Linked DNA regions of Homo sapiens: region 2 is linked to region 1. Evidence: chromatin loops called from intact Hi-C (ENCODE). Cell type or tissue: PC-9. All regions are shown on one strand. Links, peaks and the distances in the headings refer to the core of each region. The heading gives the core; the rest is flanking DNA.

The links. Peaks named below come from ENCODE experiments on the same cell type or tissue, not always from the same donor. Only the 100,000 strongest peaks of a DNase experiment are listed, where the experiment ranks them.
Region 2: it touches region 1 in a loop (4-fold over the local background); 10 of 110 quality-filtered maps call a loop at or near these places.

What each region holds. Positions count from the first base shown.
Region 1 is chr2:46,175,122-46,183,455 of GRCh38, reverse strand. The region is part of intron 14 of PRKCE (protein kinase C epsilon); the gene reads right to left. Among named protein-coding and RNA genes, the nearest start is that of EPAS1, 120 kb to the left of the region's middle. RefSeq lists an enhancer at 3,708-4,208. In PC-9, for the core only: a CTCF peak has its summit at 3,858; a DNase peak (open chromatin) is centred at 3,925; H3K27ac peaks cover 3,133 bases.
Region 2 is chr2:46,113,295-46,121,628 of GRCh38, reverse strand. All of the region lies in intron 11 of PRKCE (protein kinase C epsilon), which reads right to left. Among named protein-coding and RNA genes, the nearest start is that of EPAS1, 180 kb to the left of the region's middle. RefSeq lists an enhancer at 3,492-4,691. In PC-9, for the core only: no CTCF peak of the experiment used is centred there; a DNase peak (open chromatin) is centred at 4,058; H3K27ac peaks cover 2,671 bases.

The sequences.
Region 1 (8,334 bases), core at 256-8,255:
GGATGATGGAATAAATCTTGTGGAAAGATTCACATTATTATTTGTAGGAGAAATAATATTAATATATGCTATGCTCTGTGGAAACCACTAACCTAAAGAAGTTAATAAGTAGTCCATGAAAAAAGCAGTTTTGACATAAAGCCATGTTTTCTACCCTGCTCTTGGAGATTTGCTATGCACATTGGCAAGTTAGTCTCTGAGAAATTCTAGAGTGAGGAAATCTAGTTTGCTTTGTTTAGGCTAGCCTTCCTCAAACTTGACCTAAAACTTTTTTGTTTTCCTAAATAGTTTATGAACACCTCTCCTGAGAGCAGGGTCTGCAGAATGCAGTTTGGAGAATGTTGGTTTACAGTTTACAAAGAATCTTTGCATTTATTCGCTCATTTGATCCTCAGAACAGGCTGGTAACATCCTGATCCTGCAGATGAGGAAACTGGCTCAGAGAGGTTTGTTGACTTTCCCAGGGTCACTGGACTGGGTAAGAGCAGACCCAGAACTCATGTCTGGGCTTCAGTGTGATGCCTTCCACAGTGGGTAAGGTCTGGAAATCTGGACACGGGAGAAATTGGAAGATATAACAAGAGTCAAGTTCAACCAGGAGACATTTTGGTAACACCACTAGGCAAAATAAAGCCGGAAAGGCCTGCCAGTAGGCAAGCATGGGTGGAGACAGCTGTGAGTCCGGGAAGATAGTGGGTAACGTGGGCCGGGTGAGCTGCGCGGGGGACTGTTTTCAACTCGTCCCAGGTTGAAATCAAAATCACAAACAGCACGGAGGAGGGACAAACTGATTTCTACCATCTTTTAGCACCACCAGTCCTGCCTGGTGTCTTCTCTCTGGGCTTGAGCTGCATAGGTCAGCAGGTCTCAGAGACCTTGGAAGGGGGAAGGGGGGGACACACAGAAAACCCAAGGGATCCCCAGAAACAGAACCTATAGCTGAGGGGTGTCCATGATGCCCCTGAGATGGGAAAGCCGGGTGGTTTGGTCACCTCTGCCAGGAGGGCTGGCCCCCGGCAGGAGGACCATCTGTTCTCCCTCTCCAGTGTGTACAGAACAAGAGGAAAAGGAGGGCCCTGCTTGAGAGGGAAACAACAAAGACCATCCCCACGGTGACGCACACTGACGCGGGAGGGTGGCGCCTGGGCAAAGGGTGTGGCGACACCTCTTCTGAAGATCTCTGTGGAAGGGGGAGGGATTCACTGACTGGGGAGGATTGCAGGCTATGGGCCCTCTGTGCCTGGCGAAGTGAGTCAGTCCAGAGGGAGGAGCGGGCTGGGTAGGCTGTGGCAACAATTAGGGAAGCCCTGGGTATCATCCCAGAAGGCAAGCCAGGAGCATCCACGCCGGGGGAGCTGGAGCCGAAGGGGATAATGGAGTAGTAGGGGTGGCAGTAAGGAGAAAAAGAGAGTCAAGGAATAGGGCAAGAAGAATATTCCATTTGTAACGTCACTAAGGACGAGCCTTGCCCAGGTATGTGGTAGACCGGTATAATCCAGGCAGAGGGCTGGCTGTACAAGGCGTGTAGGCAGGAGATGCCTTCACCATCTCTCCTAACTTGGCACTCACCACACTGAGGAGGCTCCCTCTTTTCAACTAATGTATGATATAGTGACCGGGATTCTCCAGGTTTCAGAATCATCCCCAGCTCCCTCCCAGATGGCTGCTAATGAGGGGAACCTGTGTATGAAGAACTTCAGAAAATCTGTAAGCCCTCTGGCACTGGCTCTCCCCATTTACCTGATTGTGTTTCACCTGTTGGTCATTAGTGTCTGTTAATCATGGAAGCTGGTTTCATTTCTTGAGGTCAACTGAGCATAGTGGTAAAGCTAGATCCTACAGGATGTCTGAATTTCACGACTTGCTGTTGTGAATCAGGGAACCAGGCTCAGTCAATACTGCTAGTGGTGTCATTCCAGAGGACCTTAGCTCCATGGTGGGCTATCTTGGAGAGCCATTTAGCTCAGCTCTGAGATTCTTGAGGTTCCAGAATCATCTGTGGCATTTGAGAGAGTATGCCATTCTTCATGATCGTTACAGACTTGGCTCACCCATCTCCTTATACAACTTGGCCCCTACCCTACTTTACTTGGAGACATTTCAGGTGCATGTGAGTTACCCATTTCTAATTCAAATAACCATCCCCACTATGTGCAATCTCTAACTGTTAACAGTAGAGGCTTGGGAGTTTTCCAAAGCAAACATCTCTGGGAAAACCCATCCCCTATTAATGGTATGTAGGCAGCACAGCATCGTCAAATTTGCAAAGAACTGCAGATTATATTCTTTACTCGCTGATTTTATTCTTTGAAAAGCTGCTACCTCCCGCACAGAGCAGGCACTGGACTCGACTTAAAGATTCTGAGGGGCAGGCTCTCAGAGACACTTGTTTATCCTGATCCTCAGTCATCCCTGCCTCCCCTAATGCCTAAATGTCAGGCTCCTGGCCCCCACTGCAGAGCCTGAGAGATGACAGTGGGACACAGGGAACAACATTCTAACTCGCCAGTCCCTTCCTAATCCGTGAAGCCTTTTCTACAACCTTTGGCCCACACTTAGGGAAGGCTGAATAGAGTAGGAGGAAGATCACCGGCTGAGCTCATTCTGGTGCCATCCTTTCCTGGTTATTGACGCTGTGAAGTTAACCTCTTTAAGCCGTGGTCTTTCCATCTGTCACACGGGGGTGGTAACAGGCACACTATAGGTTTCCTTGAGGACTGAGTGAGATGTGATATTAGGTTCCTTCTGCAGAACCTGGCATACAGAGTGCACTCAATAAATGATAGCTCCCATCATGCCTTCAAATCTTAGCATTCGTGTGCCATGGGCATGCATCATGCACAGCTTGGTTGTTTCCCAACACAGTGCATGGTATCTGCCCATCAGTGAGTTTCCTGAAGTTAGGGGCTGAGTCTTACCTTTCTTTCTGTGCCTCCAAATCCTGAACTAGGACTGAGCCTGGGCCTGCCTGAACATCCTAGTGCTTCCTCCAGCAATTGAGATGCTTCATTGCACATCACGGCTTTTGGGGTAAAGTCCTGAGTTCTTTCGCTCACCTGCTTCTGAGGCCCTTCAGGAGCTTGTCCTTGCCTCATCCCCCAGGTTCATCTCCCTGGCACTGCCCAACCATGGGGCTTCCTCCTGCTTTCTCTTGCCTCCAGCCTTGCATAGCTAGCCCTCTACCTGGAATGCCCTCCCCTATCCCTGCCTTCTGCCCCACATCCATGCAATTTCCCCACCTCCATGTACATGCCCTTTCTTCAGGAACCCTCCTCATCCCTCCAGGGCTGCTTGAGCAAAGCTTCTTGTGGGTGCCCTCACCATCTCTCCTAACTTAGTACTCACCACACTGAGGAGGCCTCTTCTTTTCAACTAATCTATGAGCTCCTTGCAGGCAGAGACTGGGTTGAACTCACCATTCTATCCCCAGCCTAGCACAATGCCTGGCACATACTGCATACTCCATAGATATCTGCTAGAAAAAATTAATAAATGCACCTCTCTTGCTGCTACTTTATCTAGAGCCAGTAACGTGATCTGGGTTCAGGGTCAGGGGCTGCTGTGCTGTCAGGGGGTGTTTTGATTTTGGGAAGTGGAGGCAGGGAGTTGGGGGGGATGGCTGTAGTCTGATTCATGAAGGGCCTAGAGCCAGGCATCCCAGACCATCACTAGGCCCATGGGGTCTGCAAAACAGGTAGGCTTAGGCCCAATTAATGAAATTTCTTCTCCCAGGACTTGGGGCACTAGAGTTTTCTAATTGCTGACACAAGATAGAAACAAACAGGTTCGACCAGGGTTTGGGAAAATTCCATCAAGACAGATATGTTTAGGGACTTTGTGGGTATGTCTGACCCCTGTGGCTGATGTTAGAGGAAAACAACATTCCGATTCCCTCTGGCATCATTTCAGAAATAAGGTCTTAGATTTGAGAAATCTGGGACTGACTCTGGGGGAAGGGCACATTTTTGGTGTCTGTAGTCAGGAAGGGAGGAAATAAGAGTTTCAGGTCAGTCCAGATCCCTCTCAGAGACTGGGCCTGCCTCAGAGCTCAGGCAGCTCTGAGGCCTAGAGACTCAGCGGCTGTGGTGGTGTTGGGAGCCCAGGGCAGAGGTAGGCAGGCAGCGTCAATGCTTACTTCCTGTCTGGCCAGCACAATCTCTCACAGCCCTCACTGTGCTGACGTCATAAACTTGAGCTTTCGGAGGAGCCAGCAGTGTCTGCTTCTGTCTTCATCTGATTCCCAGGAGATCAACAGATGACTTTGTTTTAAAGCACTGAGAAAACTCCCTGATCTTACAGGCTGGGGCATAGGGCTAGCTTTCATGTGGCTGCCTTATTGGTCCCTGCCTTCCCCCTTAACTCTGCTTGGCGTGACAGCAACAGCACAAGTAGCATAGTGACCCCAACCCAGAGGTCCTCTGCCTCATGGGGTGTGACCTGAACTGAGACATGCTGTCTCTACGTGGTCTCCTAAATGCCAGCATCCTTCTAGGTCCCACGTGAGGCTCCTTCTTATGACTTCCGTAACTCCAGTCTCCTTCCACCCTGCCCTCCTCCCGGCTCCTATGGCACTGTCTGGATCATGCATTTAGCCCCTTCTGCTATTTCATGTGTATTATATTCCCCATCATACCCCTCAAGGTACCTACTGCAAGGCAGGGCACACAGCAGATACTTAACGTTCATTGGCCGGAAATAATTTTAGTCACTATAACAGCCAAATCCCAAGTCCGTCCTAGCTTTGAAATGTCCATATTCTTGTCTATGCTCCACTTTTCTCTTTTAAATATTCTAAAAGAAAAAGAATTTAAACAATTAGAACACTTCCTCACCATTAACTAGATCCTCATATAGATACATATATTCTTCATAGCCATACATTCGAATTAAAAGAATATATGTGTATATGTTTACACACACATACTGATGTGTGAAGTTAAATGAAATAAGGAAGGTATCACTGCATAGTGCCCTGCCTGGCAAAAATGAGAATCTAACTCTCAAGTTAAAAATTTCTCTAAACATAATCATCTGTCATCCCTTCTTCCTCTTTATAATTTTGTTAGCCAAGAAATGTTCATACTTTTGGATTTTCTTTACAGTAAACAGGTCAAAATGTATAGAGGGGTCATCTGGCACTGGACTGCCCATGGAACTTTCTACTGGGAGTCCATGGCAGTGCTCTATTTTTTTTTGAGACAGAGTTTCGCTCTTGTTGCCCAGGCTGGAGTGCAATAGCACAATCTTGGCTCACTGCAACCTCCGCCTCCCGGGTTCAAGCAATTCTTCTGCCTCAGCCTCCTGAGTAGCTGGGATTACAGGCATGTGCCACCACGCCTGGCTAGCTTTTGTATTTTTAGTAGAGATGGGGTATCTCCCTGTTGGTCAGGCTGGTCTCGAACTCCTGACCTCTGGTGACCCACCTGCCTCAGCCTCCCAAAGTGCTGGGATCACAGGTGTGAGCCACCATGCCCAGCCATTTTTTTTTAAATCCATATCCTTGGTAGTGGCCAGAAGTGACTGCTCAGTTCCTGCCTCTGCGGTCTGAACAGTGCCAAGTGCAGTGGTGTTACTTTCTACTTGGCGTGAACCCTTAAATTACATTAACATTGTCTAAGATAGTATCAATGTTTTATAATTTCTTAAGTAGCTATGAGAAAACATTGACACTATCTTAGTTGTATCAATCCAATTTTACCATGTTATGAGTTGAATTGTGTCTCCCCAAAAAGATATGTGAAGTTTTAACCCCCAGTACCACAGGATGTGGTCTTATTTGGAAATAAGTTCTTTGCAGACGTAATCAAACGAAGATGAGGTCATTAGAGTGGGCCCTGATCCAATATGACTGGTGTCCTTATAAGAGGGGAAATTGGACACAGAGACAGACATGCACAGAGGGAAGAGACACAGGGACATATGTGTGAAGACTGAAGCTGTGTGGCACGAGCCAGTGAAAGTCTGTGGCTACCAGAGCTGAAAGAGGCAAGGAAAGATTCCTCTGTAGGTTTCAGAGGGAGCAAGACCCTGCCAACACCTTGATTTCAGACTTCTAGCCTCAAACCATGAGATCATAAATTTCTGTTGTTAGATAAGCCACCCAGGTTTTGGTACTTTGTTATGGTAGCCCTGGGCAACTAATACAAACTCCAATCTTATTTTTCTGAAATTGATTTAAAAAAATTTTTTTAAGTATATAAAGTAGAGAGATGAAATCTCGCTGTGTTGTCCTGGCTGGTCTTGAATTCCTGGGCTCAAGTGATCCTCCCACCTCAGCCTTCCAAACTGCTGGGATTACAGGTGTGAGCTACCATACTCGGCCTGAAATTGGTTTTTAAAATCCAAACGTAATCCTTTACACTTGATTTCTTCTTATTTTGGGACATATTTCTAGCCTGTCAAGATCACCATGATTCTGCAACTTACCTCTCTGAATCTCAGTGTATTTACCTAGGAAGTAGAGATAACAGACATACCTAGCTTTCTGAGGGTTATAGGTAAAGCTCAGATAAACCCTAAAATACAATGCAAATGCCATTTTAATTCTATCATCCATCTTATCTGCTGTATCCTCCAGCTTTATGTCATCCTAAAATTTGATTGGCATGCCTCCTATCTCTCTGTTGGGACACTCATGCAAATATTGTTTAGCACAGGATCAGGACCAGAGCCCTTTGACCTGGCCCCTGAAACAGCCCTCTCACATAGGTGACATCAAGTCCCACCAGCACTCTTTGGGGTGTGGTTGTGAAATTCATTGAGAAGCAACCAGCCATGGTCACTGTTTTCATTTTGCTCAGTTGCTTTGCTGGAATAAAGATACAAATGGCTGAGCATTTCTCTGCTGGAAATGAAGTTAATTGCTTCAAGTGATTACTACTGCCCCCTAAATGTCCACAAACTATCTTCTCATTAAGAATTTATAGAAACTTCCTTTAATAATATCAATTTCAAAGTGTCCTAAGTTCACATTTTCCCAGTTTCTGAATACTGGGAGACGGTTTGCCTTTCTCCTATCACTTGGTATCATTACTCTATCCCATCATTTCCAATTTACCAAGCAGTAGGCAGAGCAGATTCTTCCGTAACCTGGAATGTAATTCACCTGGGCCTACACTGGAGTCACCTGGGGGAGCTTCAACGCACGGAGCTGCTCGTCCCACTCTAGGGATTCTGTTGAACTGCTTTGGGATCTGGTCTGGGCATGGAATAATAGGGCTCCCCAGGTGAGCTTTATTAAATGTAATTTGCCTCTCTTGGGTTTCAATTTCCTCTTAGTGGTTTTCACCCTTATCTTTGTACTTTGGAGCTATTTCTCTTTGGGGAAAATTGGAGGCAAAATAACAGGTCTGCTTTTTGCCATTTTTTAACACAGTGGTTCTCAATCCTGGCTGTGCATAAAAACCAAACACAGCCATTTAGACACCTGAGAGTCATCCTAGACCTGATGAATTGGAATCTCCAGACGGTGAGTTTTTAAAGCTCCATAAGTGATTCTGGTGGGCAGCCTGGTGGAGTCCCTCCATATAAAGGCCGTGGGTCTCTTTCTTTCTTCTTTTAACAATTTCAAAAGGCCTGTTTTCATTGTTGTCCAAAGGCTTTTTCAGGAGCCTAAGACCATACTAGATTTGGCCTCCTCCAACACATAGCAAGTTCATGCTATATACTGGCATTCCTTCTCAGCTTCATGACTTCTTGGTCTATTTTATATTGGTATTTATAAAATCAGGACATCTGAGAACTCTCATGGAATCAGACTGGTTTCTTTAAATGCCGATCTGTGAGAGGTAGCTTAGTGGCTTAGCCTTCATGCTCTACAGCCAGACTGCCTGAATTCCATGCCTGCTTCTCCAGTTACTAACTTTGTGGCCTTGGGCCAATTATGTAATCTCTGTGCCGCCATTTTCTCATCCATAAAATGGGGACATTAGTAGGCCTTCCCATATATTTGTTATGAGGATTAAATGAAAGAATACAATCAAGTGGCGAGAACAGTAGGTGACATCGAGTAAATTATTGGCATTGTTCCTTCCTCAATATATCTAAGATCACAACTGTATGGTTAGAACAAACAGAATTGTCTTTGGGATGATCCAGGAGAGAACTTTCTATTTGGTCTCAGTTCACAGAATAATCATTGTTTCACCTAGGCCACCTGTGTGCATTTATCTCCCCTGCACATGAAATCTAGAACCAATTAGTTTTCACTGGAGGCAAATAGCCAAATATGTGACCCACCCAAAAGAACATTTCTGATGCTTTTTTGCCTTCCTGTGCTGTTTTCTCTTTCTTTCTTTTCGCTGACATTACATTCATAGTAAACTTTATATATAC
Region 2 (8,334 bases), core at 118-8,117, 62 kb after region 1:
ATCCACCAATTGGTCAATATCTTTTAGCCATCTTTTACAAGCCCAGCACCATGCCGGGTCCTGTAAATTCCCTATGGGCCCCTCTATAATATCTCAGAGTCCACTGTGTGATGCTGTACAGACTGGGCAGGGAGTTGCAGGTACCTGTATGTCAAAGACAGGCAATGACTGTGCCAGGCACCTTGGTGTCAGAGAGAACAGAACCAGGGGACATCTCTCAGTGTGCAGGGTGGGGCCCACCTCAGATCATGGGGACTGATCTCATGCCATAAAACATTCAAGGCAGTCTGGCCCCAAGAGGCCATAAACAATACAACGCCTACTTTACAACGGGTGCACCAAGGTGGAAATGAAAATTGTCTGCCTGTGCATTCTTAAGCTTATTAACCCCAAGAATGCCAAAGCATTATTGGCATAAACATCCCCATAAAAGTTGCTGAAAGGGTGGGTGAAGATACTCTGGTTAGATGGAGCTGTGATGGTAAAGTGACATTTTAAAAAGTTTGGTTTGGTTGAAACACAATTTATCTCAAAAGAAAGGGTTTTACTTTGGGAATGAATCCAAGTAGTCCAAAAGGCTCCTATGCTTTCTTAGACAATAAATTTTACAGCTTTGACTGAGTTAGGTTTTTAAAAATCATCTTCCTGATCATGTAGGTCAAGTGCCACAGATTCATGGTGAACAAACGTAACAGCTGTGAGTGGTGGAAAACTGATATTAATACATCGGTAAGAAGGCAGGATTCTATTCAGACTATTCTAGTTTTTACAGTATGGATAGATTAAATATACTTCTTGACTTAACGTTGACAGGAAAAGAAGACAAGCCTCTGGTTTTTGAAACATGGGTGGCATCCTTTGAAAGAAAGGTCAATACAATCTGAGAAGTTACAAAAACGTGTTGAGTAGAGAAAGGAAGTGAAATGACAAATGGAAGTCTCTCCCCTTATGCCTTCTCCTATCTTCAGAAGAGTTAAAAAAGCCTACATCATCTACATCTGATTTCTCCAGGGTCTGAAAAACCTGCAAATATGGCTGTACTCTACCTAAACACCATGGCAAAATCTGTATAAATCTTACTAGCCAAAACAAGAGACCTGTTAGCTCACAGCTACCCCCAAACCTTCAGAGTCACATGAGCAGAGAACTTTGCATCTAGAGCGGGTTTTCCAGCCTGGGCACTACTGACATGTTAGGCTGGATAAATCTTTGTTGTGAGGACCGTCCTGTGCATTGCAGAATGTTTACCAGTATCCTTGGCCTCTACCCACTAGATGCCAGCAGCACTCTCCTGGCCCCCATCCCCAAGTTTCAGCAACCAAAAATGTCTCTAGACATTGCCAAATCTTCCCTGGAGGTAAAATAACCACTAGTGGTTGAGAACCATTATGCTAGAGGAACATCAAGAACCACTTTTCACTGGGGAGGTGAAGAGACTATGGTTGATGAGTGTCTGAACATGAGGTCAGTGCGTTTCCTCTTAGCAATGCTACTGCTTAAAAACCAAATTCTATTTTTTATCTGAGCTTCATGTTGGGGAGAAGAGTTTTCTAAGTCCCAGAATGACAGCATCTTTTGAAAACTTATGAACAAAGGAGCCCCAGGGCTTAACAGACAAAGCATAGCATCTCCAAAAGGTGCCCAAGGAGCCTCCCAGCTACAAACTCCCAGGGTACCCGCCAACTAAAAGCCAGGAGAATCCAACAAATTCCAAGGTGACATTTTAAAAGACACATTATCATTACAGACTTCAACAGTTCTATCTAAATTCTAGCAACGGGAGTTGAGAATCCTGAAGCCAAAATTAAGATATAAGTAGTGATACTAACACACTGGGTGGAGTGTTCCTCACAAGCTCCATTTTAGTGAGAATCTACGTACTGTCTCTCTGCTGCCGGAACAATGCGTGTTTCTCAATCACTAGTTGAAAGAGTCTCTTTGCAAATATTTCTTCACTTGCTAAGCAGAGATGGTTTCTGGGAGATAAATTGCTGGAAACAATGTTCCTCTCCTAGCACTAATGCAAACCATACTGCAAAATGAGGCACTACACTAAAAACTCAATTTATCCTGTTCAGCCTAGAAAGATTAGAAATTAGGGGAATTCGGAAAACACAAGCCCTTAGGGCCAATAAACCATATTTAGAACCATTTGTATGTATTTTATACTCAGGAATTTTATTTATGATAAGAATTTGAATGTCTCCCCCCACCCACTTTATTTATAAAGATTAAGTGACATCATTTAGCTAGAGTAAAGAATGCCCTAAAAAGAACTAATAGCCCAAGTTGTTTCCAAAGTTTAGGAAAGGGAAAAAAAAACACCCTAATAACCCCCCCTTTTTTTTTCTCTTTCACAAAAATAACAGAAGGAAAGCTGCTACTGTAATCAGCAGTGATTGCAGGCATTTCCTGTATTTTTATATCAAGCTGGTTGTTTTTTTTCCATTACATACCCAGTGAACTTCAGTTAGGTCAAGACTAGAGAAAAACAGGACCAATTATGCCTCCAACCCCACAAATCTGCCTACTTAGCTCTGCTAATTTTATCGTGTTGACTCCATGGTTCCAAGGAGCCAGAGATAGGAAAACTTCCATGGGCCATTTGCTCTCTTCCTCCTGGAGCCGAGTTCGTGCACTTCCCCCTCTACTTCTAACCCATTTAGTCTCCAGCATCCTAAGATGGAACTTTTGCTCCATCTGTTGCAGGCTGAGATTCAGTCAGGTTGTTCGAATGAGACTCTTGGGTGAAGTCTCTGCTTTCTTGGAGGCTCCCAGACTCCCTGGGGCCATTGCTCTGGGTTTGCTATCGGACAGGTCAACGCCCAAACTGCCAGATTCCACAGCGACTCCCATCCATCTCTAGGGATCTTCATTCTTATGCTTTATCTTCAAGAAGGGTAAGAAAGTCTTTTTCCTTAGGTCTCATCCTCCATCTCTTTGGCTGTAACTTAAGTCCATTTCTTCATGCTCTGTATTCTGTGGTTACAACAGCATGGGGAGCCTCCTTATTGAAGCCAGTTGTTAGGCAGTGATTATCATATAATAGTCTCATCTCCATTTTTCTCTTTTGTTAGTCCAAGGCTTTCCATGAAGAGTATATTGTGTCTGCATTTTTTGGATAATATTTAACACCTTGCTTCTGATACCAGATCACACTGATTTTTGCAGCCAATGCAGTGTTTTCACAGCCACCAGTAGCTATTTTCTTTTTCAAACCTTTGGAAAAGCTGTGAAAACCTCCTTTACCAATTTGAGATCATTGTAGAACAGTGACAAGCTCTTTGGCCAACTTTGGGTAGTTTCTTTCTCCACCGTGTCCCACAGCTACCCAAGTGCCAACTCTTCTGAGTGTAGAATTTCAGGTAGGTTTCCTCCTGGTGATGGTTCCCATGCTCAAGTTAAACAATGATGTCGTCATTCTAAACAACCTCAAAGGAGTCTCTCCAGTTGATAATTCCACGAAACTGTCCTCTAAGCTTTTCCTCTAGAGTTGCCTGGTTCTGACCATTTATTCTTCAATTATCCATGCTATTGGTCAACATTTTTTCTTATTGTTCACATTAATCCCCTTGTTTTATGTAATTCAGCATCATGATTTCATGGACTATTAGAGCTAGGGTAGATCTTAGAGGTGAACAAATGCCATTTTGAAGTGTTTTACAGGATTGAGGATTAGAAATGTTTTTCTAGTCTTGGAGTTACCTCAGATGACCCCACTCTTTAAATACAGGTGTACTTTCAAGTCAAAACCTGACATCCTTAGCAACAACCCTGCAACTAGTTGACAAAGATTCAGTGATTACCTACTATGTACCTGGCTCCACATTATGGCAATGTAAGGGATCAGTAATAATAATAAGCAATTACTAAGCCCTTCCTATGTGTTTTCCCAAGTATCACCTCATTTAATATTCACAGTAATCCCGTGAGGTAGATACTATTACTATCCCAGCTTTTAAGTGAGAAAATTGAGGATCAGAAGGTAAAAAGAACTGGCTTAGGACCCACATGTGAAGGGAGGATCCCATCCCAGGAGTGTCTGACTCAAAGGTGAGTAATCACCCAGCTTGGCTGAACTTCTGGCTCCCCAGAAGGTACCATGGGGAGCCCGGAAATCTCTGCCCATGTGATTTCTGGACCTCATGTAGAATTAATTTCAGAATCCATCATTTCAAAGCCAACTCAGAAAAATCAGGTTTTTCCTTTACAGGCTTACATTATTTTGGATACAAAATGATTTTCAGAAATCAGATCTACTCCCAAAGCAGGATTATTAGCCACAAAAGAGACTATGTAGTCAAATAAAAACCTAGAGAGGCATGTAGATGTATTCAATGTAAAAGCAGTATTTTTGCCCTGAGAATGAAGTCTCCCAAAAGGACAGTTAAAGGAGAGGACAATACTCATTTGAATGTGTAAACTCTGGTATGTTGGTTTAAAAAAGTCAGTCTATTTCCTTATGGCAAAGGACAGAAACTCCCACCCCTCTGGTGCCCTCACTTGCTTTTGGGAAGAGCTCAGTGGCAGATTCTCCAGTACTTTTGATAGTCAATTGTTCTCTTCACTTTCCTTGAAACATCAGATTTGATTCTGAGCTATTAAAACTAAAATCCTCTGTGTCATGTTCCTTCTTCTGTGAAATTTGACCAATAATTTTCTTGACTGCTGGCTTCCCTTCAAACAATAGCAAGAGAAACCACCCTGCAATTCTTTAGATTCTCCAAGTGAAATGCCTGCTCTCCGGTTTTTTTTCCCCTCCCAGACCTAACCGCTGCAGTACACTCTCAGTGCTACTCTTTCTCCTTTCCCTCATTTCAGTATAGGATGCTTTTACTCCTCCTATTTCTCTAGCCAGACCTTCAAGGGGCTTTTTTTTTCTCCGAACAGGCATCCTTCTCAGGAACAGCACCATGTGTGATGACTGAATTAGCGTCTCTGGCCAGCCACAGAGGAGGGTGGGGACAGATGTATAAACCATGAACTTGGCTAACAAGCAAATGAAGGCTACACAGACCAAATCCCATCAATCCAAGGACCCACTTGATTTCAGTTAAGGGCGGACAGTAGAGGTGGGGAGCACATACTCACGGTAACCCAGCCTTCTGATTTCCTCATTGATTCAAAGTGTCAACAGTGACCTCAGCAGTTTCTCCAATCTCCTTTCACATTTTTCTTAATCATCTAATTATTTGAAACTAGGATGAAAGCAACCAGGTCACAGTTACCAAATTGCTTATTACTGGTCACAGGGATGTTTACTTTAGAATCCTGTATATTGCAGTGTCAAGGCAGCTCATGCCCATCTGTGCACACTGTTTCCTGGGAAGTTCTAGAAAGCAACTCTCACGTGACATTCTCCAACATAGAGGAGTGTGGTCATCTCTCTGAAGTTGGCTTCCCTTGGACACAGCCCTAAGCTGGGTACCTTGGAGGATCCAAGAGAAGGTGAGGTCATGGTCTCTGATCTCCAAGGGCTAGCTAGCAATTTGGTTGGGGAGACAAGACTAATAAAAACGAAACATTTCGAGACTAAGCAAGCATTACATCTGTACCCACACTCCAAAATCCCATAAGCCACTGGGAAAATGATCATTCACCTTATGGAGAAACCTCACCCCAATCCTCCTGCCCTGTAACATTATAAAGCAAGTCCTTTCCTCTGTAACTTTAGGCCCTTGGTTGACACAGGCATCTAAAAGTAAGGAAATTTGTATGTCTTATATCAAAAAGAAAATCAAAGATGAAGAGTCATATACAAAGAGAAAACAGAAGGCAAAGGGTGGGGTCACTCTCTCTCAGCCGAGTTCCCCGGGGTACCTGGTACCCTCTGTGATGGGGTGCTAATTACAAACGGGGAAAGCAGCCTGTGTCTGGTTCCAAGCTGGCTTAATTATACCTCTGAATCTTGCTTCCATCTAAAACACTGATTTATAATTTAGACAAATACACAAAAAGAACTTGGGAGCTTTGATGCAAGCACTGATGCCCATAGAGATCTTTTCAAAATCTGGCCTGCTGCATGCAGCAATGGCCAGATACCATGTTGTATATACACAGCATGAGATTAGATGATAAAGGCTTCCCCACTGGAGAATGCTGAGGAGCTTGAAGAGAAATGGGGCTTCTGGGTTCCTTACACCCCTCTCAGCTTATTTTTCCAGCCATGTGTTTGGTGGCTCAAATCTCTGAGCAAGATAGACTAAATGAAAATTTTTCACTGTGAATTTGGGTTTTATGAGATGTGCTTCTCTTTGTACAAAAAAATGTTAGGTTTTTAGACTCCTGCCAATAGCAAAATCACTCCCCCTGCTTCACAGGGACCTGGCAGGATGGACAGCAATGCCTGAGAATGTCTGTCCTATGGAAATGCAGAAGACCAGATGGCAAGAGGCCAAGGTGACAGGCTGAGCTTAGCACCTCTGTTCTTTGCACAGTTGATACTTGTGAAATACTACTTCCCTGCCACCTTAATCCAAAGAGAAGCTGCCAGTGCCTAGAACTGACGGTTGCGCTACACTGTGATCAAGCAGGAACATCAGATGGAACAATTCTATAGCAGCCTGATTCATGTGGAGGGCCACTCAGGAGAGGTTGGACACCTTCATGGGACTGTCCTGGTATGTCCTCACCAGCCCAGGTCAATGGCACAAGAGTTCCTGGGACCTTCTAGAATACATAATCATAAGAAAGATCCCTAAACATATATTATAAAGGTCTCAAATATTTTTCTCTAAATCTTGCCTTTTTCTTGGCTTAAGTAATCCAGACAATTGCTCTATTCAACCACACACACACCTATTTTAAACTCACATCAGTATATTAGAATTCTCACTAAATCATAAGGCACAGTGAACGGGCTTTCTTGAGGGAAAGGGTTTTAGATTCTCTTAAAAGCCTTGGACTCTGGGGCTGGGCACGGTGGCTCATGCCTGTAATCTCAGCACTTTAGGAGGCTGAGGCGGGCGGATTACGAGGTCAGGAGATCGAGACCATCCTGGCTAACATGGTGAAACTCCATCTCTACTAAAAAAACACAAAAAATTAGCCAGGCGTGGTGGCGGGTGCCTGTAGTCCCAGCTACTCAGGAGGCTGACGCGGGAGAATGGCGTGAACCTGGGAGGTGGAGCTTGCAGTGAGCTGACATTGTGCCACTGCACTCCAGGCTGGGCGACAGAGCAAGACTCTGTCTCAAAAAAAAAAAAAAAAAAAAAAAAAAAAGCCTTGGACTCTGGGAGGGCAATATTATTTCTAGCCCTTTTGGTCAGGCAATGCCCAATCTCTGGGAAGACTGTAATCTTAACTCAGAAAAATCATCCACAAAGCCCCCCTGATCGCTGGACACTAAGACAGGCACAGAAATGTCCTCTCATGGCAGGCTGAGGTCTGCACAGGTTTATACCCCCGAAGTTTATACAGAACCCTCGAGTTCTGTGCCTCTCGACATACCCACCACTGCTGTGAAGCAGAGCCAAGAACCGCAGGGTTCTTCTGTGGATATGCTTCTCCCTGCTCATTCGGGTCCAAAGGCCCAGCCTGGTAGATGTTCAGACATTAAAAATGTGTCTGGGGAGTGAAGAGAGAGGCAGTGTTTCCTTCCCGTTAAACCCAAACTGCAGAGTCAGATAACAAAAATATAAGAGGAAAATAATGAAACAAAGGAAGATGAATAACTAGCAGTATCTTGAATAGTCTTGAAGAGAAAACTGTAGAGACAAAGCCCAATCATCTATCTGAGGTCCCCACCACAGCCAGGACTGAGACGAATAAGTGGCTGGTCCTCGTTCAGGAGTCACTGCTTTATGATATGATGGGTATGAGAAGGGGTCACATGTCATGCCACCCCTGTTACATTCATCCCTCAGGAATCTCTTTTTGCCTAAAAGCTACCCCTACCCAGGGCTAAGTGGCAGCCCTTACATGAGGCAGGTGAGCATGTAGCACATCCCCCTTCCCACTGCAAGCCAGGGACTGCAAACTCTACCTGCAGAGATCTTTCCCCATAGGTCAAGACATTCTCCCTGCTAACGCTTAATTCTTATATGCAGCCTCTGCCTTCGTCAGGTCCAAAGTACTTCTCCCCAGAGTTTCCAGCTCAAAAAGGGAGACTGAGCCACAGGGAGCACCTTGTTAAGAGGAAGAGATATGAGGACAACTGATGACAATAATAATATCTATGATTTGGGCCCCTGCTAGGTCCTGACCACATTCTGTGAGGAAGGTATTAGTATAAATATTTTCAGGTGACTAAAATGAGATTGAAAGAGATTTAAAAACCTCTTTAAGTTCAGATATCTGTAAGTACCGTCTGGGATTCAAACACATGGATGTCTG